Regions from separate parts of the Homo sapiens genome. Here region 1 is linked to region 2. The links are chromatin loops, found by intact Hi-C in ENCODE. Cell type or tissue: HCT116. All regions are shown on one strand. Links, peaks and the distances in the headings refer to the core of each region. The heading gives the core; the rest is flanking DNA.

Region 1 (2,802 bases), core at 69-2,568, 180 kb before region 2:
TGTGATCTCAGCTACCTGGGAGGCTGAAGCAGGAGGCTTGCTAGAGCCCAGGAGTCTGAGGCTGCAGTGAGCTATGATTGCGCCCCTGCACTCTATCCTGGGTGACAGAGTGAGACCTTGTCTCAAAACAAACAAACAAAAATACCAAAATATAATTAAACTAAAAGGAACCCACGCTGCTGTATATGTGTGTGAGGCACAGGCTGAGCATTCCCAATCCAAAAATCTGAAATCTGAAATGCTTTAAAATCTGAAAGTGTTTAAGTGCCGATATGATACCATAAGTCACGCTGAACACAGTATTTTTTTTACTGCACTAATGGTATATCATATTTTTCACTGTTATAAAGTATACAGGAAACATAAATAAATTTTATGTTTAGACTTTGGGTTCCATGCCCAAGATATTTCATTATTTATGTATATGCAAATATTCCAAAATCTGCAAAAAATCCAAAATCTGAAACACTTCTGGTCTCAAGCATTTTCAATAAGGGATATTCAACCTGTGTGTGGATGGATGGATGGATGGATGGATGGATGGATGGATGGATAGACAGCCAGATAGCTAGCTAATTAGATAGATATAAACAGATACACAGATAAAGATAGATAGATAGATAGATAGATAGATAGATAGATAGATAGATAGAAAGAAAGAAAGAAAGAATAGATAGATAGATAGAATTGATATAAAAAACAAACACCAAATGGTTGACTTTGAGACTTCTAGGGAAAGAAATGTGATTTGGGGGAGGGTGAAGGAGGGCTTTCACCTTAAAATTTCCTGTATGCTTTTTGTCCCCCTAAACAATTAGAATGCATTTATGTATTGTGACAAAAAAAAAAAAAAACCGTAAGAAAACAATGCTAGGCCGGACGCGGTGGCTCATGCCTTAACCCCAGGACTTTGGGAGGCCAAGGTGGGCGGATCACGAGGTTGGGAGTTCGAGACCAGCCTGGCCAACATGGTGAAACCCCGTCTCTACTAAAAATACAAAAAAAATTAGCTGGCTGTGGTGGCGGGAGCCTGTAATCCCAGCTACTTTGGAGGCTGAGGCAGAAGAATTGCTTGAACCTGGGAGACGAAAGTTGCAGTGAGCCAAGAACATGCCACTGCACTCCAGCCTGGGTGACAGAGCAAGACTCTGTCTCAGAAAAAAAAAAAAGAAAAAAGAAAAAAAGAAAATAATGCTAGGAGGTTAGGAGGTTTTCATTTTTACAACAAATTCCCAGTGCAATGTTATTTCTGTCTGGGACACACATGTGGATGTGCCTGGATTACACGTGGGGAGGACAGGGAGGAATCCTCTTCTCAAACAATCCTCATATAACTAAACATAAAAAGAACCATGTATTCAAACAAAAACACATACATATTTCTGGATACATACACAGACACACATTTAAACATTCACGTATGAATCCTCTTTCCTTTTTTAAAAAGCCACTTTCTACCCTCACAGTCAAAACTGGCAAGAGAGTTAAGTAACACAGAAAGCTAAGATATTCAAATACATTACTCAAGTGCCCTAAAACACACAGATCCAGAAACAATTTCTAAAGAAGCTGAAAATAATTATAGTCTAATAGTCTTCGGATAATACAAATTCAATAAATACAGAAAACATAGGCTAATAACTTGCCTCTATTTTCATGGCCTTTGGCTGCACCACATAGATTTTGTTCCTATAGCCACACCAGACTTTGTCATGTACCACAGTCATGCAACGGATGGAATGATGAGGCCGTCCAAGGTCTAAGAGGTGATAGTTTGACAAATCCCACTGCCCATCTTTAAAAAAAATAAAAGGTTATAGTAAATACATACCACCTGTTACTCAATTTCAACACAAGAAACATTTTATTTGTTGTATAATTAAATTTATTGAGGAAGCACTCAAAGTACCATGTACTAAGTATATCTTTTATTTGCAGCCTGGGTTCTTTTATTCCATAAGCTGCAAAGTTGGAAGAGACCCTCAAAGGTCATCTGCTTCAAAGTGCCACCCAGTACCTAGACCCCCTTTAAAACATGCTCACAAAAGCAGTGATGTGATGATAAATCAGTTACAAGTTATCTGTTTATCATAATATTTTTCGAATTAGAATGGACTTAAGGTTATTTTGGGAATAACGTCTCTCAGTCACGTGCATTTTGATGTATTTTCTTGGGTAGAAGTTGAGGGCAACTCATTGCTAACACTTTAGGAATTATGCATACTATATTTTCAGTGATACTAGAAATATGAAGGAGAACCAGTCATCAGAACCTCGCTTTGCTTTGTTAGCTTTTGTGAGCATACTGCCTCACAAAGCAGCCATTCTATTTTCAGACACCTTTAATTGAAAAATATTACCCACACCTAGCTAAAGTCTGTCTTTTTGTATGTAATCACCCACTCGTCTGCAGTCTTGCAGAGTGGAAACAAAAGAATAAATCCAGTACAAACTTCTTCGTTACAGCCCTATGTCTCCTCTTTTCAAAACCAAGTTATCTTTGGCATGTGCTCTGTACCTACCACAGTTTACAGACCCTTCATCCTAACTCTGTTTTGTTGATGTCCATTGAATATGCTGTCTTTATCTAGCCTAGTAGAGCAGGATTATCACCAGCCTTGTCTTTGAGGCTTAAGGCATTAAACTCATATTGAGTTTATAGTCAACCTTTAGGTAATTCTCACTCTTCAGACATGTCTCCCCATCGTGCTCTTCTGAACTCAAATGCAGGACTTTACATTGACACTTACTAAATGCATTTTACTTGTCTTATTCTGTCAATATTATTTTGAATTCAATTTA
Region 2 (2,802 bases), core at 241-2,740:
GCCCTAGCGTTTGGCTACATCTTGGAACAAACCAAGTTATTTAGGATTTTCCAAAATAGTCTCTGTAATAGGAGGTGCATTGCTACGGGAAAAGCAGTGCAGAGTTCCACATATGACTGCATCTCTGTAATTTCTGACTGAGAGCTGAGCATGTTTGAGTTCTTGGTCTTGAGCTTCCTGAGCAGATAATTTTAGAGAGATTTTTTTCCCCCTTTGAGACAGGTTGTTTTTTAGCAAGAAAGTCTTTCCATCATCAATTACTAGACACTAATAAATGCTTATTGTTTAGCATATATTAGGTATCATAGGAGCTGGTGGAGGAAAACTATGGTTTTGGTTTTGGGGAGGTTCTTCAGAAACAGCAGAGAGCAGATGTACCTGCAAGCTACTTACAAAGCAATCTTTTGATAAATGCAAAGGATTGATTGACCAATAACCCTTCTTCAAACAAATTCTAGAGATAATCCAAATTCTCGGCTGGGTGAGGCATAGTGGCTCATACCTGTAATCCCAGCACTTTGGGAAGCCAAGGCAGGCTGGTCACTTGAGGTCAGGAGTTCAAGACCAGCCTGGCCAACATTGTGAAACCCCGTCTCTACTAAAAATACAAAAATTAGCTGGGCATCAGGGTGGGTGCCTGTAATCCCAGCTATTCGGCAGGCTGAGACATAAGAATTGCTTGAACCAGCCAGGTGCGGTGGCTCATACCTGTAATCCTAGCATTTTGGGAGGCTGAGGCGGGCGGATCACCTGAGGTCAGGAGTTCGAGACAGCCTGACCAATATGATGAAACCCCGTCTCTACTAAAAATACAAAAATTAGCCAGGCGTGGTGGCATGCGCCTGTAATCCCAGCTACTCGGGAGGCTGAGACAGGAGAATCGCTTGAACTGGGGAGGTGGAGGTTGCAGTGACCGAGATCGCATCATTGCACTCCAGCCTGTGCAACAAGAGCAAAACTCCATCTCCAAAAAAAAAAAAAAAAAAGAATTGCTTTTGAACCCAGGAGGCGGAGGTTTCAGTGAGCCGATATTGCACCACACTGCAGCCTGGGCAACAGAGGGAGGGAGACTCTGTCTCAAAAAAAAAAAAAGAATTCCAATTCTCAAATCAAATAGGGGATAGTATGTTTTCTAAAAGGGAATCAATTTTGGACCCTTCTAGTGCATTTTAAAATTTAGTTTGACTTGCAATTTACTTCCTATGTGATATTTTAGAAAAACTGCTTTAGGGCTGGCACAGTGACTCGCCTGTCATCCCAGCACTTTGGGAGGCTCCGTCTCCAAAAAAAAAGAAAAAAAAGAAAAGAAAAACTGCTTTAATGTAAAAGAGGGTAGACTGATGTTCATGCTGAGAGGAGAATATGGTGTCCAAGGTCAAGGAGCTGGCATCTAATGAAGGTTTTCTTGCTGTATCATCCCATGACAGAATGGAATAGCAAGAGAGTGCAAGAGTGAGAGAGAGCAAGAGGGGGCTGATGTTGATTTTATAACAAACCCACTCCTGAGATAAGACATTAATCTGTTCATGAGGGTGAAGCCCTCATGACCTAAACACCTCCCATTAGGCCTCACCTCCCAACATTGTTGCATCGAGGATTAAATTTCCAACATACGAACTTTGGGGGACACATTCAGATCACAGCAGAAGGTAACATGAGATGGATGTGTTGTTGATCAGGCATTTACCATATGCTGGGCACATATGTTTTCTGATTTAGTCTTCATGCCAGCCTTGAGAAGTACTTACTCCTGTTCTCGTGGTTGTTAGTGATGAGCAACCTAAGGCTTGGAGAGGTTCAGTGATGTGCCTGATAGCATACAGTGATGCCACTGGAATTTTAACTTGAGTCTCTCTGACCCCTGAGTGCAGATACTTTCTCCTTTACATTGAATTTCCTATTAAGGATATATGGGTTTGGTGAAGAATGGACGGAAGGATAGCTGCCATGACTCTAAAGGGGCATTTAAATCTGGTGTGGAGGCAGGAAGCAAGGGAGAACTTGAGGTTCCCAACCCCCAAGCCCTTAAAAAAAGCCCGTGATCTGTTTTGCAGACTAAAGATAATCAGTTAGGGCCTGGCGTGGTGGCTCACACCTGTAATCCCAGCATTTTGGGAGGTCAAGGTGGGTGGATCATCTGAGGTCAGGAGATGGAGACCAGCCTGGCCAACGTGGTGAAACCCCGTCTCTACTAAAAATACAAAATTTAGCTGGGTGTGATGGCGCATGCCTGTAGTCCCAGCTACCAGGGAGGCTGAGGCGAGAGGATGGCTTGAACTCGGGAGGTGGAGGTTGCAGTGAGCGGAGATCGAGCCACTGCACTCCAGCCTGGGTAACAGAGCAAGACCCTGTCTCAAAAAAAGATAATTAGCCGGGTGTAGTGGTGCACACCTGTAGTCCTAGCTACTGAGAATCTGAGGCAAGAGGATTGCTTGAGCCTGGGAGTTTGAGGCCGCAGTGAGCTATGATCATGCCATTGCACTCCAGCCTGGGTGACAGAAAGACCCTGTCTCAAAACAAACAACAAAACCAACAAAAAGATAATTGGAACCAATTAATAGAATTAAAAAAGTATTCTGATAAGGGAAGGTCACCTCAGGGTCTGTTAGACTTCCACAACAAAAGTCTTCCATTTGGATAGGAAAGGACAGGGCGAGGGTTGGATCCCTACCACGGAGTGATTATATGGCCATGTAATTTTACTTTGGCAAGTGATGATAACTGGTGGCTGAATGATGGGGCTTCTGGGCAGCCAGTCTCCACATCTGTGTGTGTCTCTGATGTGTGTGATATGCGTCATAC

Evidence for each region. Hi-C counts contacts between places; a loop is a spot of excess contacts. Peaks named below come from ENCODE experiments on the same cell type or tissue, not always from the same donor. Only the 100,000 strongest peaks of a DNase experiment are listed, where the experiment ranks them.
Region 1: a loop joins it to region 2, with 3 times the contacts of the local background. A loop is called at or near these places in 6 of 110 quality-filtered maps.

The regions. Positions count from the first base shown.
Region 1 is chr17:50,980,878-50,983,679 of GRCh38, forward strand. It overlaps SPAG9 (sperm associated antigen 9), which reads right to left. Exons shown (of 30, transcript NM_001130528.3): 25 at 1,647-1,795. Among named protein-coding and RNA genes, the nearest start is that of TOB1-AS1, 120 kb to the left of the region's middle. In HCT116, for the core only: no CTCF peak of the experiment used is centred there; no DNase peak of the experiment used is centred there.
Region 2 is chr17:51,155,925-51,158,726 of GRCh38, forward strand. All of the region lies in intron 3 of NME1-NME2 (NME1-NME2 readthrough), which reads left to right. All of the region lies in intron 2 of NME1 (NME/NM23 nucleoside diphosphate kinase 1), which reads left to right. Among named protein-coding and RNA genes, the nearest start is that of NME1-NME2, 3.8 kb to the left of the region's middle. In HCT116, for the core only: no CTCF peak of the experiment used is centred there; no DNase peak of the experiment used is centred there.